2 separate regions of the Homo sapiens genome follow, and region 1 is linked to region 2. Evidence: read pairs that join two places in POLR2A ChIA-PET (ENCODE). Cell type or tissue: Panc1. All regions are shown on one strand. Links, peaks and the distances in the headings refer to the core of each region. The heading gives the core; the rest is flanking DNA.

Region 1 (8,000 bases), core at 1-8,000, 100 kb after region 2:
AGAGGAAAAAGAAAGAAAGGAGAGAGGGAGGGAGAGAGGAAAAAGGAAGAAAGAAAAAGAAAGAAAGAAAGAGAAGGAAAGAGAGAAAGAAAGAAGAAAAGAAAGAGAAAAGAAAGAGAGAAAGAAAAAGAAAGAAAGAAAGAGAAAGAAAAGAAAAGAAAGAGTGGAGATATGTAACATGACTTGGTAACCCAACTGTGAGAGGAGGGTAATTGCAGGAGTGAAGTTCTTAGACATGGTGAGCTGAAGGGACAAGGCAGGGCTGGCCCCATGGAAGCAGAGGAGAAGGGATGCTGGCTGACAGCAAGATGGGGGAAGGAAGGCAAGTGCCCGATTCCTCTGTTTTCTCTGTAAACTGAGACAGGAGGCCCTCAGCTGGGGAACAGTGTGCTGGGTACTCAAAGACAGAAAAGTCCAACACACTTGACTAAGGAGGGGAAGGCGGAGTGTGGTAGGAATCCAGGCAATTCGAGGATGATTGGAGAAACCGATCAAGTCCATCGCCCTTGGTGGCTTGCATCCAAATTCATTAACTCACCCAACAAGCACTCAAGGATTGCCATCTACGAGGGAGGAGGAGGAGGGGGAGGTTAGGGATAGAAGAAGGAGAAGGGAAAGAGAGCTACATTGGTAGAGCCCGTACTGAGTGCAGGAGCCAAGCAAAGTTTGTCTCAATCAATCACAGCATCTCTGGGGCTTTGAGGCTGCCCACGACTCCCATTGACTTGGGGGAAGACAGACTTGGAGAGACCACAGAACTTGCCTGGCATCACACGACTAACCAGTAATGGAGCCAGCACATAAGCACAGGTCTGGTCCAGGTTCCCTGGTTTAACCTCTATGCCACCTGCTCCCAGCTGCTGTGCACAAAACAATCTACTTCTTGGTGTGTCGCTCCACAAACTCAGAATGCAAATTATCTTTGAAATTAATCATTCTGGTATTCACTGGCCTTAAAAATAGAAAGCCCCATATCTTCCCCTGGCAGTCCCCTCTTGCCTTGAATTCTCAAGAAATCAATCAATCAATCCAAAAAAATCCCTGGGGACTTGGTGCAAAGTTTTCTTGGTGTGGGAAGAGCAGGTTCCTGACATTGCTCCACGCTGCCACGTGGCGGCGCCATTGAGGCCTGGTCCAACAGAACCTGGAGATGTGTGTCTTTGCTGCTGGCCTGGCCCTCCCTGCAAGGGCACCGTGACCTCAGAGGGGAGCCCAGTCCCTCAGACCCAGCTGCTCCAGGTGTGTCCTCTGCTGTGATCCCCAGGCTTGGCCTTTTTCCCAGCGACCCTCTTAGAGTGACAGTGTCCAGGGCCCTCTGACCACATGTCTAAACATGTAAAAATCATAGTCAGGTGTGGTGGCTCACACCTGCAGTAATACCACCACTCGGCCAGGCGCAGAGGCTGACGCCAGTAATCCCAGCACTTTGGGAGGCCGAGGCGGGCGGATCACGAGGTCAGGAAATCGAGACCATCTTGGCTAACACGGTGAAACCCTGCCTCTACTAAAAATACAAAAAATTAGCCGGGCGTGGTGGCGGGCACCTGTAGTCCCAGCTACTCGGGAGGCTGAGGCAGGAGAATGGTGTGAACCCGGGAAGCAGAGCTTGCAGTGAGCCAAGATTGCGCCACTGCACTCCAGCCTGGGGGACAGAGGGAGACTCTGTCTCAAAAAAAAAAAAAAAAAAAAAAGAAAAAAAGAAAGGTAATCCCACCACTCTGGGAGGCTGAAGAGGGCGGATCACTTGAAGTCAGGAGTTCTAGACCAGTCTGGCCAACATGAGGAGACCCCATCTCTACCAAAAAAAAAAAAAAAAAAAGTAAAGGTCATAAATCAAACTAATATGTATAAAGTTACAGTTTTTATATGATTGAAACGTGGCAAAATATCATAGATGGCTGAATTTAATTATTGTTCATGTCTGGGTGTGATGTTGATGGGTTGGTGTTGTTTGCATGAATAATAAAGTCATACTTCATAAACTGTTATTTATTCTGTAAAATTTATTTTTCCTGCCTTTGCTTTAGCAAAATCACTGATTATGTTGAGATAATGAGATTTTCATAGATTTATGTTCAAATGATAGGAAAGCCAAGTTACACCTTTCCTGAATCAACAAAATAGTTGTTATATATATATTTAAATATATTTAAATTCAATTTAGAGAAACTTTGCTCTGATGAGGTGGTAGCAACTGGAATCATTACTCGAATTCTTTTCTTTTCTTTTCTTTTTTTTCCAGAAAAAAAAAAAAATGCCCAGCCCAGCCTGGAGTGCAGTGGCATGACCCTGGTTCACTGCAACCTCTGCCTACCAAGTTCAAATGATTCTCCCAGCCTCCTGAGTAGCTGGGATTACAGGTGTGTGCCACCACACCTGGCTGGCTAATTTTTGTATTTTTAGTAGGAACAGGGTTTCACCATATTGGCCAGGCTGCTCTCGAACTCCTGGCCTCAAGTGTGATCCTCCCGCCTCAGCCTCCCAAAGTGCTGGGATTACAGATGTGAGCCACTGTGCCCGGCCTCATTACTCAAATTCTTAAAGCAATACTTAGGTTTGAAAATTAATCCCAAATTGTACATAATATGATCAAATAGTGCAATGGGTCACATATGATAAAGTTTCATTCATGTGGAAAACATTACAAAATATCTTAAAACTTAATGAAATACAAAATTTCATAATGAAAATTTTCATCATCTTTGTAGGTGGTGGTTTTCATGCAATCTCACTGTCCTTTTAAGCAATATCTAGATCAACAGCCAAGTACACGGTAGGAAACCTATATTACACACACCTGTTGAGGAGGAGAGGTCTGCAGGTCCTGGGATGGATCCCAATGCTCCTATTCATTTTGCCTGCTGACTTGCTTATGCAGGGAATGGAGTTTCCGTGTGTCTGTTCAATTTTTTTATTGTGATGTTATCTTCAGTGATTATATATATAATTTATATATATAATATATATATTATATATAATTTATATATTATATATATAATTTATATATATAATATATATAATATATATTATATATATAATTTATATATATAATATATATAATATATATAATATATATAATTTTTATATATATAATATATATAATATATATAATTTATATATATATAATATATATATATATATAATTTTTTTTTCCTGTGAGAATTTTTCTTTCTTTTTTTTTTTGAGCTGGAGTCTTCGCTCTGTCGCCCAGGCTGGAGTGCAGTGGCACAATCTCGGCTCACTGCAAGCTCCACCTCCCAGGTTCACACCATTCTCCTGCCTCAGCCTCCTGAGTAGCTGGGACTACAGGCGCCTGCCACCACGCCCGGCTAATTTTTTTGTATTTTTTAGTTGAGACAGGGTTTCACCGTGTTAGCCAGGATGGTCTCGATCTCCTGACGTCGTGATCCACCCGCCTCATCCTCCCAAAGTGCTGGGATTACAGGCGTGAGACACCACGACCAGCCTTCTGTGAGAATTTTTCTATTTGCCTCTGTCATGCACTGCAAAGATATCTCCTGCCTGGGACCTAATGGATGTTAATCATGGAGATTTCCACAATTCGACAGGTGTAAATTCAGACTCCAAACCCATATGTGGCAAGCGGGATTCTAGCATGGCCCCAAGAGTCCTGCCCCTGGTATGAACTCCCTATAGAATTCCTTCCTCTTTAGTGTGTGCAGAATCAGTGACTATGATAGGATGTCACTCCTGTGATTGTCACAAGTCAGTTGACATTGAATTAATCAAGAGGGAGACTATCCAGGTTATCCTGGGTGGGCCTGGCCCAACCAGAGGAGCCTTTGAAAGAAGGTGAAGCTTCATGGAGACGTGGCCCAGAAGACAGCAGACTGTCGTGTTGCAGACTGCTTGTGGGTCTGATATGGTTTGGATCTGTGTTCCCACCCAAATCTCATGTGGAATTGTAATCCCCAGTGTTGGAGGTGGGGCCTGGTGGGAAGTGATTGGATCATGGGGGCAGTTTCTCATGGTTTGACACCATCCCTTTGTTGCTGTCTTCATGATAGTGGGTCCTCACCAGATCTAGTTGTTTAAAAGTGGATAGCACCTCCCCTCTCACCTCTTTTGCTCCTGCTCCAGCCATGTAAGACGACGTATCTGCTTCCCCTTCACCTTCTGCCCTGATTGTAAGTTTCCTGAGGCCTCCCCAAAGCCGAGCAGATGCCAGCATCATGCTTCCTGTACAGCCTGCAGTACCATGAGCCAATTAAACCCCTTTTCTTTATAAATGACCCAGCCTCCGGTATTTCTTTATAGCAGTCCCAGAGTAGATGCACACAGAGTCCATGTCGCGAGGACCAAGCATGGTCTCCAGAAGCTGAGACAAGTCCCAGGGTGGCCTACAGCCAGCAACAAAGTGGGGACCCGAGTCTTGGAACTGCAAGATAGAACTGAATCTTGCAACTTACAAACTGGGCAACCTGAATGAGCTTAGAGAGAACATGGAGCTCCAAATAAATGAACGGAAACTTGATTACAGCCTGGTGAGACCCTAAGCAGAGAGTTTTTTTTTTTTTTTTTTTACTGTGGAGTTTCGCTCTTATTGCCCAGGCTGGAGTACAATGGTGTGATCTTGGCTCACCACAACCTCCACCTCCTGGGTTCAAGCGATTCTCCTGCCTCAGCCTCCCAAGTAGCTGGAATTACAGGTGCATGCCACCACACCCTGCTAATTTTGTATTTTTAGTAGAGATGGGGTTTCTTCATGTTGTTCAGGCTGGTCTCGAACTCCCGACCTCAGGTGATCCACCCACCTCAGCCTCCCAAAGTGCTGGGATTACAGGCGTGAGCCACCGTGCCCAGCTGAGAGTCTTTTTAAGCTGTGCTTGGACTCCTGACCCACAGAAACTCTGAGATAATAAATTCGTCTGGCCTATGTCACCAAATTGTGGTGATTCACTGTGCTGCAATAGAAAACTGTACAGTGTGGGGCATAGGCTGGGCTTTGTTGCTTTCCCCTAGTCCTCAGGTGGAGACTTACTTCCTGGCCATCTCTCTGTGACAGTGGAGGGAGTTTCCACCACCCCGTTCCCTGAGGCTGCAGCCTCCAACCAGGGACTTCAGCGAGGACCCGCAGCCTTGTGAGGGCCTCAGCCACATCCCCTCGTCCAAGCCCCACTCTCAGTTGCAGTGCCTTTCCCTCACCACAGTCTTGGAGCTCCAGCACCCACCTTTCCAGCCTTGGAGGGTCTCCCTCCTGCCTCTGCCCTTCCAGCCCCGACACAGATCAGCTCAGTCCTGAGTACAGGCACTTAGAGTGTGGTGGCCACAATGGGGGCTTCCAAGTGTCCGCTTGGCCTTGCGCTGATCTGTGCTGGTCTCCCGCTCCCATCATCCCGGATCCTGGCGAGCAGGTCCCAGAGTGTTGGATGGGTGGATGGAGGGATGGATCCCATCTGTCAACCGCTGAAAAATCTTCCCTAGGCCATTTTTCCTGAGGGAAAGCAGATGGAAGAGGGAAGTCCTCTGATCTGAAGAAGTCCTGGTCTACCCCACTCCCAAATGGCCTGGGATGGGGCCTCATACCTGCCCGACGCCCTTCCTCTGAGTTCCCTGTGCTGAGGCCCCTTGGTTCCAGGGCCACAGTCTGGAGGTGTCTGCAATGGCAGCATCTGGGGCTCCAGCTTAGTCTGTACCGGCCCTCACCTGAGCCTCCTCCTGACCACGTGCTGGTAACGGTGGCTCCACTGGGTCATGTTGGGCCCAACGAATCATCCAGCCATGCAGAAAAGGAAGGGAAGCGGAGGAAGGGGACTGCCTCCAGACACTGCCCCAGCTTTTTGGGGCTCCTAGGCCAAGGGACCCAGGTTCAAATCACAGCTCATTAGTCTCTCAGAGTGCATTTCAAGGAGGATCTGAGTGTTGAGGCCTGGACTTTCTACACTTTGGAAGACCTTCTTTGAGGAAGCTGACTCTTTACAAAAGTGGCCATGACAATATTTATCCTTCTAGAACCTTGCCTAATCCCGTGAAGAAGTAAGAATTCCCTCCCCCTGTGTCTGGGGGAGACTTTGTGACTGCGGATTTGCCGGGTGACTCCTGAGGCTCAGTCAAAAATGATGACACTGCTTCCCATTGGCTTGGTTTTTTTAACTGGGACACTTGAACTTGAAGCCAGCCACCATGCTGTGAGGAAGCCCAGGCAACACAGAGAAGCCATGTGTGGGTGTCCTGGTTGACAGTCAAGTTCGGGTCCCAGCCAGCAGCCAGCAGCCAGCACCAACTTACTGATAGATAGGTCGGGAAGAGGCCTCCAGTTGGTCCCACCCCTGCCTTAGCATTTTTCACTTAAGACCCCAGACACACAGGAGCAAAGACAACCTGTAGCTGCCATGCTCACAGAAAACAGGGAGAGATAATAATCTATTATTATTGCTTTTTTAAAATTAAACTTTTTTATTTTGAGATAATTGTAGATTCAAATGCAGATATTAGTAGTAATACAGAGATTTTCATGTACCCTTCACCAGTTTCCCCCAATAATCACATCTTGCAAAACTGTAGTACAACATCACAATCAAGATATTGACATAGATTCATCAAGGCACAGCTATTTCCATCCCCATAAGGATCCCTTTTAATAGCCGCTCCATCTCCCTTTCCTCCCACCCTTTCCCTAACCCTGGCAACCACTAATCTGCTCTCCATTTTTATAATTTTATCATTTCAAAGATGTTACATAAATGGATTTAGACAGTATGTACCCGTTTGGAATTGACTTTTTTCACTCAGCATAATTCTCTTGAAATTTCATCCAAGTTGTTGTGTGTGTGTGAATGGTTTGTTCTTTTCATGACTGAGTATCCATAACATGGATGCTCCATAGTTTGTTTAGGCTTTCACTTATTGAAGAATATCTGGGCTGTTTCTACTTTGGGTCTATTACAAATAAAGCTGTTATGAACACTCATGCACAGGGCTGTGTGTAAAAATAAATTTTCATTTCTCCGAGATAAATGCCCAAGAGTGCAATTGCTGGGTCATATGGTAGCTGCATGTTTGGTTTTATAGGTAACTGCCAAACCGCATCCCAGAATGGCTGTGCCACTTTATATTCCCGCAGCAATAGATGAGTGATCCATTTTTCTATACATCTTCACCAGCATTTTTAAAATGTTGAATTGTGGTAAAATATATATAACATAAAATTTACCATCTTAGCCATTTATAAATGTACAGCTCAGTCATGTTAAGTACATTCACATTATTGTGCAGCCAGTTTCCAGAACTCTTTCCAAGTTGCATATCTGAAATTCTGTATCCATTAAACAACAACTCCTCATTCCCTCCTGCCCCCAGCCCCTGGCAACCGTCATTCTACTTCCTGTTGCTATGGATTTGACTACTCGAGGTACCTCATATAATTGGAATCTTACAGTGTTGTCCTGTTGTGACTGGCTAATTTCACTTATAGCATAATGTCTTCAAGATTCATTCCTCTTGTAGCATGTGTCAGAATTTTCTTCCTTTATTCCATCATATGGACATAGCACATTTTGTTTGTCCATTCATCTTGGACACTTGAGTTTCTTCCTCATTTTGGCTATTGTGAATAATACTGCTATGAGCATTGGTATACAAATAGTTCTTCAAAAAAAAAAAAATATATATATATATATATATATTTTAGACTGAGTTTCACTCTTGTCGCCCAGGCTGGAGTGCAACGGCACCATCTCAGCTCACTGCAACCTCCGCCTCCCGGGTTCAAGCAATTCTTCTGCCTTAGCCTCCCAAGTAGCTGGGATTACAGGTGCCCACCAGCATGCGCAGCTAATCATTGTAGTTTTAGTAGAGATGGGGTTTCACCATGTTGGCCAGGCTGGTCTTGAGCCCCTGACCTCAGGTGATCCACCCACCTTGGGGCCTCCCAAAGTGCTGGGATTACAGGTGTGAGCCACTGCGCCCAGCCCAAACAGGTATATTTTTACTTCTTCTTTTCCAATTTGGACATCTTTTCTTTTTCTTGTCTAATTTAT
Region 2 (10,462 bases), core at 1-8,000:
TGGGGCCTGGGTGGGGGCATGAACAAACACCGAGTTGTAATCATAGTGCCCTGGAGGAGGGCTATCATCCAGGGGCCCCCAGCTGCACTCCTTCCAGGGGCGGCCAGCACCCAGGCCACAACTTCTCCCAGAGCTTGGTCCTTCTGTCTCTGCTCCAGCCCAGGGCCCCCACACTCTCCCTTTCTCTTGCAGTTGATGCATGGACGGCTCTGACTTAGAGCCTCAGCCCGGGCCAACTCGGCTGCAAGGAGAAAAGGGAGCTCCAGACCTCAGGGCCTCCAGCCACCTGGGGGTCTGCCTCCAGGAGCGCAGCTTTCACACAAACAAAACGAGCAAGACTGCTCTGCCCATGCCGCCCATGCCTTCCTGCAAGCCCCCAGTCCTGCTCAAGGCTCCCACAAACAAGGAAACAAATCAACAAGAAACACCCCAAATGGAGAAGAGAGAGCCCTCCCTGGCCCGAGTGTTGTTTGGAGCCTACCCTTGGGTTCCTCTCCTTTCCAAACCTCCCAACAGCACAGCCTGCACCCTGGGGTGACGGGGATGCCCGGGTGTGATGAGGCACCATCTGCACGGTGGAATATTATGCCATTCAAAAATACCAAGACTCCACACTAACATGAAAAGAATGCGGCTGGGTGCGGTGGCTCACGCCTGTAATCCCAGCACTTTGGGAGGCCGAGGCGGGTGGATCATGAGGTCAGGAGTTCAAGACCAGCCTGGCCAAGATGGTGAAACCCTGTCTTTACTAAAAATACAAAAAAAAAAAAAAATAGCTGGGAGCAGTGGCAGGCACCTGTAATCCCAGCTACTCGGGAGGTTGAGGCAGGAGAATCGCTTGAACTCAGAGGGCGGAAGTTGCAGTGAGCTGAGATCACGCCACTGTACTCCAGCCTGGGTGACAGAGTGAGACTTTGTCTCAAAAAAAAAAAAAAAAAGAAAAGAATGCATGCCCAGCCATTTCCCTGGGAGGCCCCATCTTGGTGAAGGGGGCACCACGCTCCTCCTGGCCCAGGCCAGGTGATGCGGTATTCCTTTAGAGTCCTCCCCCCCCTCCTTCCCTGCATTCCCCTGTCACCCCCTGCATGGAGGCCAGTGCCACCATCAGAGCTCCTATTCCGGGCCCTCCTCCAGTGGTGCCCTCCCCACAGACAAGGAGTCTGTGGGCCCAGGAGATCTGCCCACCCAGACCTGTGCCCCTTCTAGACCATGCAGCTGGCCCTGGGGCCTAGAATTCCCCCCAGACACCTCCACCTGGGCCTCATGGGTCTCCCCGGGTCTCTTCCTGATAGGGGTGCACAGCTGTGGGCCTTGCGCCAGAAGGGGCAGCTGTTTCCAGTGATAATCCCCATGTGGGCTGGGCTGGGCTCGGCTGGGCTGGGCTAGCGGGACTGTGGGATGGGCAAGGAGTGGGAGACGAGGGGAACCGGCGGGGCCTAGGCCACACTTCTGTGCAGAACGGATTCCAGGATCCTACACTTGAGGCTGGCCTTGCGGTCATTGTGAAGACTTAGCTGTCAAGGTAAACGGATAGAAGGTATCCCATCAGCAGTGCGGTAGCTGAACCCATCACTTTCCTACACCAGGACATTGTGACATTGCGCTATAATGAGGAATATGCATTTGGCCTTTGTGGTCTCCCCACCCTCTTTCCTGCCACATGGCTTCTAAAACTCTTGAATCTCCAAAGCCATAAGTGTCTTTTTGTGTGCTCATGGGAGGGACTGGTGGCTAGGGACTCCTGGGTAGAATCAGGAGCGGGGTTGGTTGCCAGGGGAACCAACCAATAATCAGAGGGTTGGGATTTCAGCTCCACTACCCGCCTTCAGAGAGGGGAGAAGAGCTGAAGGTCAACTTGATCACCAATGGCCAGTGATGTAATCAATCAGTCTATGTAATGGAGCTTCCATAAAAACCTGAAATGACAGGTTGGGAGAACCCTATGCTGAACACACAGAGGGGCTGGGAGGGTGGCACGTAGAGAGGCCCGGAAGCTCCCACCCCTTTCCACGCTGACCACCTGTGCATGTCTTCCATCTGGCAGTTTATCTGTATCTTTTACAAGATCCTTTAAAATAAACCGGTAAACGTAAGTAAAGTGTTTCCCTGAGTTCTGTGAGCCATTCTAGTAAATGACTGAACCCAGGGAGGGAGTCCCGGGAACCCCTGATTTACAGCCTGTTTGTCAGAAACACAAGTGACAACCTGGACCTGCAATCAGCATGTGACGGGGCGGGGCAGCTCTCTGGGACTGAGCCCAGCCCTTAACCTGTGGGGTCTGATGCTATCAAAGTAGATTGAGTCAGAATTGAGTTACACTGTAGGACACCTGTTTGGCATTTGTAGAGAACTGCATTGCTTGGTGTGGGAGAAGCAACCCACACTTCCAGAGACTGGAGTGGTGCACACAGGTACAGAAGACACATGGCTTGCCCTTCCTGCACAGGTGTGGAGCAGGTGGGCTTTGGGGTGCGCTCAGCCCTGCAGCCCTGAAAGGTGCCTTGATCTGGCCCCCGTATCACTGCCCGAGCTGGGGCTCAGCCCCTCACTTCCGCTAGTCCCAAACCCACTGCTTTCCCAAGCCTCTCCATGCTGAAGGAGCAGCTCTGACCAGACTCACCCAGGCCCTTTTGGCCCCTTTCCCCACGAGCTCAAGGCCTAGGACTTCCCTTGGTTGTCATCACCCATGTCCTTGCAACCCACCCCAGGGTTTTAAGGCTGACTTCCCACTAGCTCTGTCTTATCCCCGCATACCCTTCTCCCCACCCCTGGTGAGCTCAATGGGTGGCCGGCCCATTGGCTGTGACCCCCGTTTCCCCACTATTTGAGGCTCACCTTGATGTGCCCCCTCCTCCCTGCCAGTGATGTGGGGACCGTCCTGGCTGGCCACTACCAGCTGTTTGACTCTCTCCCCACTTGCTGAGAGGGGCTGAGGACCCTGTCCTGCTGATGAGACATAAACAAAAGTCGGCTGGGAATTCCTGGCTAAGGTTTCCTCTCTGATAAAAGAGACCCACAGGAAGAAATAGTCTAGCATGTTCCACTGGACTTTTGCCATTGTCAGGATATCACATCTTTTACCAGCCAAGGGTGAGGCCACACCCGGAGGAGGGCCACACTCAGGGAGACACCCTGGAGCCTGGCATAGGGTGCCCACTGCCACCCTGCCTCTGCACTTTCTGCTACAAGATCCTCAGTCCCTGTTGCTCCTCCAGCTTGAGCCTGGGTCTTTGTCACTTGCAGCCAAACAAACACCCTACACCTGGCACTGCCCTGCAGAGCCTCGTCTGATTCAGTCCCTGGCCTCCTCCCAGGACTCAATCCCTGCTGCCTTTGTGCTCTGGCCCCCTGAGGCAGAACACCACCCGCCAATGTGTACCTGAAAGGCAAAGGTCATCCCGCATCCAGGGCTGCGTCCTGCCCTCTCCTGCCCCTCCCGGCGTCCTGGTGGCAGGCCAGATGCCCGTCCAATAGAGTTCAGTTGAGTTTGTTGACACAATGCATTTTTTTTGTAAAACATCCACTGTGAACCTGCTCCTTTTGTTGTGCAATATCTTTAAAGTCCACATGGTATTAGATTTGTGAAGTAGGAAAACATTTCTCCCTCCCTAGAGATTAATTAACAGCTTCTATTACAGGTCTGCAGTCTCTAACTCACAGTTCCAAAATCTAAATATTCCTGAAAACCAAGACTTTTTCCATAAGTTTGTGGCAAACTCATTTGGTGGCAAAACCTGACCTGGTCAGATATAAGGATAGTTAAAGTCTTAGTGTGAATATTTGCATGTTTCACAGCAAAAATGTATGAATGTGCTTGGTCATGAGTTGCCACCCCGATCCTGTTAGCATGTTACTTAACATACATATGCAGTTTATTACTGGTCTAAAATCCAAATGTTCTGAATCAGAAAAGCATCCACCCCCAAGGGTTTCTAATAAAGAATCACGGAACTGTGTTAGATAGCAAGCGCTTTATAAATGTTCTTTATTTTCCTTTTTTTTTGCCTTGACTGCCAAGAAGGTCAAATTTAAATAATTAAGCTTATTCACAGCAACAAGGCTTTGTCTCAAGTTTCTTAATACAATTATCCTGTCTTTTTATAACTTGCCTTTAAAAAAATTATTTCCACAATATAGCTTTCTTGAATTGGTGTCTTTTATTTAATTCTGGTTTACAACATAATTTTTTTAAATGAAGATAAACTTACAGCAAATTTGTGACTCCAGAAGGCTTCTATGGACTATTGGGACAGATGGTCTGTAAGTGTCTCTGTCTGCCATCCCACCTCCTAGGGGGAAGGAGGGGTGGGGCTGGTCCTATCGTGGATCGATTCTCCCCGTGCATCGATTCTCCCTGTGCCTCACTGCATGTCCAGGGGAAACAAGGGACACTCCCCTGCCATCCCAGCAGCCACAGCCCTCGGAGGCTTCTCAGTGAACTCGTCCATCCCACATCCATCCTGCCACCATCCACATGCAACAACCCGCCTACTTCGGGTCAGTGCAGCAAATAACTGGCTTGTAAATTTGCATCATCAACAACCTCCCTAATTCTTCCATCAGATCCACCCTGCTAGGGAGACCCAAACATAGCATTTATAGAAGTCATACATTATGAGCTAATTTTTTCATACAAGACTATTTGTGTGGATATATTGACAACAGAGTATACATGTTTAGTGCTACAATAAAAAGAGTGACAAGTGCTAACTGATGGGGACTATGGGTGATTCTTTTGGGGGACTTGCCATTACATTCTAAATTTTCAATGATGGATAGGTATTACTTTTGCAGTAACAATCAGGAGTACAAGTTTGTGTTTAATTGCTTTGCAAATATTATCATAGAGCTGCTTCTTAGAGTATGGCAGCCTTTTTCTAAGAAACAGGCTTCCCTGGATCTCCCTAAGACAGTTTCACGGGACTGTGTCAGAAGTCTGAAAATGCAATCAGGCTGTACAATATTTATTTCAATTAAATTTCTTAGGCTATCTCTTTTATCAGGTAACATTTTAATTTTATGTATTTTTTTTTATAGACAGGGTCTCACTCTGCCACCCAGACTGGAGTACAGTGGTACAATCATAGCTCACTCTAACCTTGAACTCCTGGGCTCAAGTGATCCTCCCAAGTGATCCTCCCTGCTCAGCCTCCCAAAGTGCTGGGATTACAGGTATGAGTCATCATGCTCCACCAGGTAACATATTTAAAAAGCAACTTAGAGCTTTGTCTACATGCTGTCAAAGCAGTCCAATAATTCAATAATTCTGATTAAAATAAGCAGACTTTCACTTCCAGTTAAGACAGAGCACTGGCATCACACTAGCCTTCCTGCTGCAAACAAGTTGGAAACCAGACAAAATATATGAAAAAACTATTTGCAAATAACAGGCAGTGCAGGCACATGATCCCTCAGAGCAGCTAGGCAGAGAGCATGAGCCCTACAATCGACCTGGCTTCTTGCCTGCAGGCATTTCCCAGCCCTGGGACAGAGAGGGGATCCAGCAGAGAACAGTGGTCTTGCCGAGCTGAGGAAACTGCAACTGGAGTTTGAGGAGGCAGAAAAAGGGGCTCATAGGCCAGGCATGGTGGCTTCTGCCTGTAATCCCAGCACTCTGGGAGGCCAAGGTGGGTGAATCACTTGAGGTCAGCAGTTCAAGACCAGCCTGGCCAACATGGCGAAACCCCATCTCTACTAAAATTACAAAAATTAGCCAGGCATGGTGGTGAGTGCCTGTAGTCCCAGCTACTCGGGAGGCTGAGGCAGGAGAATTACTTGAACCCAGGAGGCAGAGGTTGCAGTGAGCTGAGATCATGCCAATTACACTCCAGCCTTGGCAACAGAGCTAGACTCCATCTCAAAAAAAAAAAAAAAGAAACAAAAAAGAAAAAGGGGTTCATGAATCTGCATGGGGTCACCCTGAGTCTCAGATGAACACAGATGTGTACCTATATAGGGCAAGAATCCATGGGGCTGGGCATACAACCACAATGCACAGGTATAGGCAGCTGTAGACATTGCAGTAACCAGAGCTCACACAGGTTGGGAGGCCCTCAAGTTCTGGCCAGCCAGAGGAGAGAGTCCTCACTGAACACCAAATTACAGTCATGCACTACATAACGATATTTTTGGCCAACGATGGATCACATATATGACAGGAGTCCCATAAGATTATAATGGGGCTAAAAAATTCCTCTCACCTAGTGACATCGTAGCCATGTGACATTATAATACAACACATTACCTTTCCTATGTTTAGATATGTCTAGATACACAAATATTTACCATTGTGTCACAGTTGCCTACAGTATTCAGCAGCACGTTGCACAGGTTTGTAGCCTAGGAGCAATAGGCTGTACCACATAACTTAGGTGTGTAGCAAGCTATACCATCTAGGTTTGCGTAAGCACACTCAACACTCTATGTTGTTTGCACAACACAATTGCCCAATAATGCATTTCTCAGAATGTATCCCCCTTCTATAGTGGCATGTGCCTGTAGTTCAATAGAGAACACAGAAAGAAATGACCCTAGATAAAGCCCTAACAAAGTTTTAAAACAAATCTTGAAAGTTTCAAGTTGATGCACAAAGGAATTAAGTGCCTATCGGAACAAAGTGCAACACTCTCTAAAGGAAGACAACAAAATCCAGATATTCAATAACGCAATTTTCTCAAGTCCAGCATTCCATAAAAATTATTAGACATGCAAAAGGCAGGAAAATGTAACCCAAAACAAACAAACAAAAAAAAGAATCAATAATAACAGACCAAGAAAAAGCAGAGGTGATAGAATTAGTAATCATGGACTTTAAAACAACTATTATAGATATATTCAAGGATTTTTTTAAAAAATGCAAACATAACAAGGGGAGACATTGAAATCACAAAAAGAAAAAAAAAGGAAACTCTAGAGCTGGAAAAATACCCTATCTGAAATGAAAAATTGACTAGATGGAGGTAGGCTCCTGATCTGGGCGAGAAGAAATAAGCACCTTTCATCTGCCTTTCCACTGAGTGAAATGATGCTTCCTGGACAGAAGGCAAGGGGCAGCCGCCTGAGAACTCTGAAAAAGCAATGGTAAGCTGACAGGGGAATGAGGCCAGAAGCCGGGGGGCCACCAAATTAGTGATGTATTTCCCATGTACTTTTCCTCCAGTATTACCCAGCCTGGACTCAAAGCCCCTTCCCCCAAAACCTGGGAGGGCACAATGGGTGTGGACAAAGAGCACTCCAAGAGAAGCCTTCTCTTTCTGCTAAAAGAGCAGGAAAGGGGAATCCTGAGAGTCAGAGAGTGAGAGGAATACCCTGGTTATTTTTCTGTCCTCTCCCTCCCAGCCTCAAGCAATCCCACAGCAGCAGGGGTGACAAGGGCAGTGGCTGTTGGAAGGGTGCCTAAAACTCTAATGGACAGGAATCCTTCTCTCTGACCAGAAGAGCCATGGTACCAGGAGTGTAAGACAAAGTGTCATTGTTTTTTCTCTCCCTGGATCCTCCCACAGATTGGCTCTGGATGCAGTCACAGTTGTGGGAAGCGTGTAGCAGAGTGAGAAACTAAAGCCTGGCCTTTCTGGCCACAGGTTGAGAAAGGGAGGCTCCAGAGGAGATAATGGAAAGAAAAGGTCTCAAGAGAGAAAGCCCATAGAATTGTGTATGAATTTCTAGGCTCACTTCTGAGCTGCGTCGGCATGGATCTGTTCCTCATAGCACACCACAGGCTTTGAGAATTGAGCTTACAGGTAGACCACAACCCCAGGTCCCAGACAAGCCCATGGAGAATGCACAGGCAGAGCAGAGTCACATAGTATTATTGCAAAGCCTTTGAAAACTGAATTGACATTGGAACCACAGCCCACAGGTGGTGGGTCAGAACCTGTAGCCCAAACCTAATCAGGTCAATTGTGTATTAAAACAAAAATGTCAACATTCTCTTTGGGATTTAAATAAGACACAGAGCCTTATAACATAATATCCAAAATGTCCAGGATACAACCCAAAATGCCTTGTATTTAAAGAACCAGAAAAATCTCAAACTAAAAGGAAAAAGACAATCAAAAGGCATCAACCCTAAAATGACACATGTTGGAATTTTTAAAGACTTAAAGCAGCTATTGTAGCCATGCTGCAATACCTAAAGGGAAACTTTTGAGATGAAAGGATTGAAAATCTTAGCAAAGAAATAGAAAATACAAACAAGAAACAAATGAAAATTTTAGAACGTAAAGCTGCAACAAGTGAAATTAAAAATTCCCTGGATGGACTCAATAACAGAATGGAGAGCAGAGGAAAAAGTCAGTAAAGTTGAAGCTAGAGCAATAGAAATTGAATAGCAGAAAGAAAGAAAATCAATGTACAGAGCATCAGGAACCTATGGAATAACATGAAATGATCTAATGTTTGTATTATTGAAACACAGAAGGAGAAGAGAAAGACTGTGGTACTGATATAATATGTGAAGAAATACCAGCTGAGGCCAGGTGTGGTGTCTCACGCCTGTAATCCCAGTACTTTAGGAGATCAATGCAGGTGGATCACGTGAAGTCAGGAGTTCAAAAGCAGCCTAGACAACATGGTGAAACCCCGTTTCTACTAAAAACACAAAAATTAGCCGAGTATGGTGGCTCATGCCTGTAATCCCAGCTACTCAGGAGGCTGATGCATGAGAATTGCTTGAACCAGGGAGGCAGAGGTTGCAGTGAGCTGAGATCACACCACTGCACTCCAGCCTGGGCAACAGAGAAAGACCCTGTCTCAAGAAAGAAAAGGAAAAGAAAAGAAAGGGAAAAAGAAAAAAGAAAGAGAGAGAGAGAGAGAAAGAGAGAGAAAGGAAGGAAGGAAGGAAGGAAGGAAAGAAGGAAAGAAGGAAGGGAAGGGAAAGGAAAGAAAGAAGGAAGGAAGAAAGAAAGGAAGGAAGGAAGGAAAGGAAGGAGGGAAGGGGAGGGGAGGGGAGGAAGGAAAGAAAGAAAAGAAAGACGGATGGAAGGAAGGAAGGAAGAAAGGAAGGAAAGACTACTGGCTGAGAATTTCCCGATTTGGTGAAAGACATGAACTTACACATTCAAGAAGCTCAGTGCATCCCAAACAAGATAAACTTAAACAAATTAATGAACAGACACAGGATAATCAACTGCTAAATACAACGACAAAGAAAAGAATCTTGAAAGCAGCCAAACAGAAATGAAACATTAAACAGGGGATCAAGTATTTGTATGATGATGGATTTCTCATCAGAAATTACAGAGGATAGAAGAAAGTGGCACAGCATTTAAAAAATACTGAAAAAAAAACCCAAAACTGTCTGCCCAGAGTTTTCTGTCCAGTGAAAATATTCCTTAGAAATGAAAATGGTATAAATATATTGTAAGATGAAGGAAAATTAAGAAAATTCATTGCCAGTAGATCTCCTTTAAGAAAAAAAAAATCTAAAGGAAGTTTTTTTTAGATAGGAGGAAAATGACACCAGAGGCAAACTTGAAACATTGGGAATTTAAGAAGAAAAACAGAAATGGCAAATATATGGGTAAATATAACACACTATCTTTATCCTCTTAAATTCATTAAAATATGTATGACCATTTAATGTCAAAGTATAACACTGATGTGATTTTCACTGGGGGTAGTATCACACATGTATCATATATGGCAACTATATGATAAAGGGAAAAGGGTAAAGTATGACAGTAAAATTTTTAAATTTCAGCCAGGTGTAGGGGCTCATGCCTGTAATCCCAGCACTTTGGGAGGCTGAGGCGGGTAGATCACTTGAGGTCAGGAGTTCGAGACCAGTCTGGCCAACATGGTGAAACTTTGTCTCTACTAAAAATACAAAAATTAGCCAGGAATGGTGGCACGCGCCTGTAGTCCCAGCTACTTGAAATGCAAATGCAGCAGAATCACTTGAACCCAGGAGGTGGAGGTTGCAGAGAGCTGCGATTGTGCCACTGCACTCCCGCCTGGGCCACAGAGTGAGACTCTGTCTCAAAAAAAAAAAAAGTTTTTAAAATTCCACCTAAAGTGGTAAAATACTAATTCTATGTAGATTACAAAAAAGATATATATATATATATATATATATATATATATATATAACAATGAATATTGTAATCCACAGTGCAATCACTTAAGAAAGTACAGAGATATCATTTAAAAATCTGAAGAATTAAATATAAATTAAATACTAAACATATTTAAATAATCCAAATAAAGGAAGGGAGGGGAAAATACCAGAATAAAAAAATCAAGGAACAAATAGAAAACCAACAAAGAAATTGTAGATCTAAACCCAAACTTCAAAAATTACATTAAATATAAGTGTTTAAACATACAAATTAAAGGAGAGAGATTATAAGAATGGAATTAGAAAACAAGAACCAATTGTATGCTGTCTATAAGAAACCCATTTAGAATATTATTATATGGATAAGATAAAGGTAAAAGGATGCAAAATGATATACCATACAAA

What was found. ChIA-PET counts read pairs that join two places held together with the same protein. Peaks named below come from ENCODE experiments on the same cell type or tissue, not always from the same donor. Only the 100,000 strongest peaks of a DNase experiment are listed, where the experiment ranks them.
Region 1: POLR2A ChIA-PET joins it to region 2 with 7 read pairs; 2 of 35 experiments call an interaction of 5 or more read pairs at or near these places.

Annotation. Positions count from the first base shown.
Region 1 is chr15:31,190,746-31,198,745 of GRCh38, reverse strand. No RefSeq gene overlaps it. Among named protein-coding and RNA genes, the nearest start is that of LINC02352, 21 kb to the left of the region's middle. In Panc1, for the core only: CTCF peaks have their summits at 866 and 1,108; no DNase peak of the experiment used is centred there.
Region 2 is chr15:31,289,788-31,300,249 of GRCh38, reverse strand. No RefSeq gene overlaps it. Among named protein-coding and RNA genes, the nearest start is that of KLF13, 32 kb to the left of the region's middle. RefSeq lists an enhancer at 1,142-1,457. In Panc1, for the core only: no CTCF peak of the experiment used is centred there; no DNase peak of the experiment used is centred there; H3K27ac peaks cover 3,166 bases; H3K27me3 peaks cover 384 bases.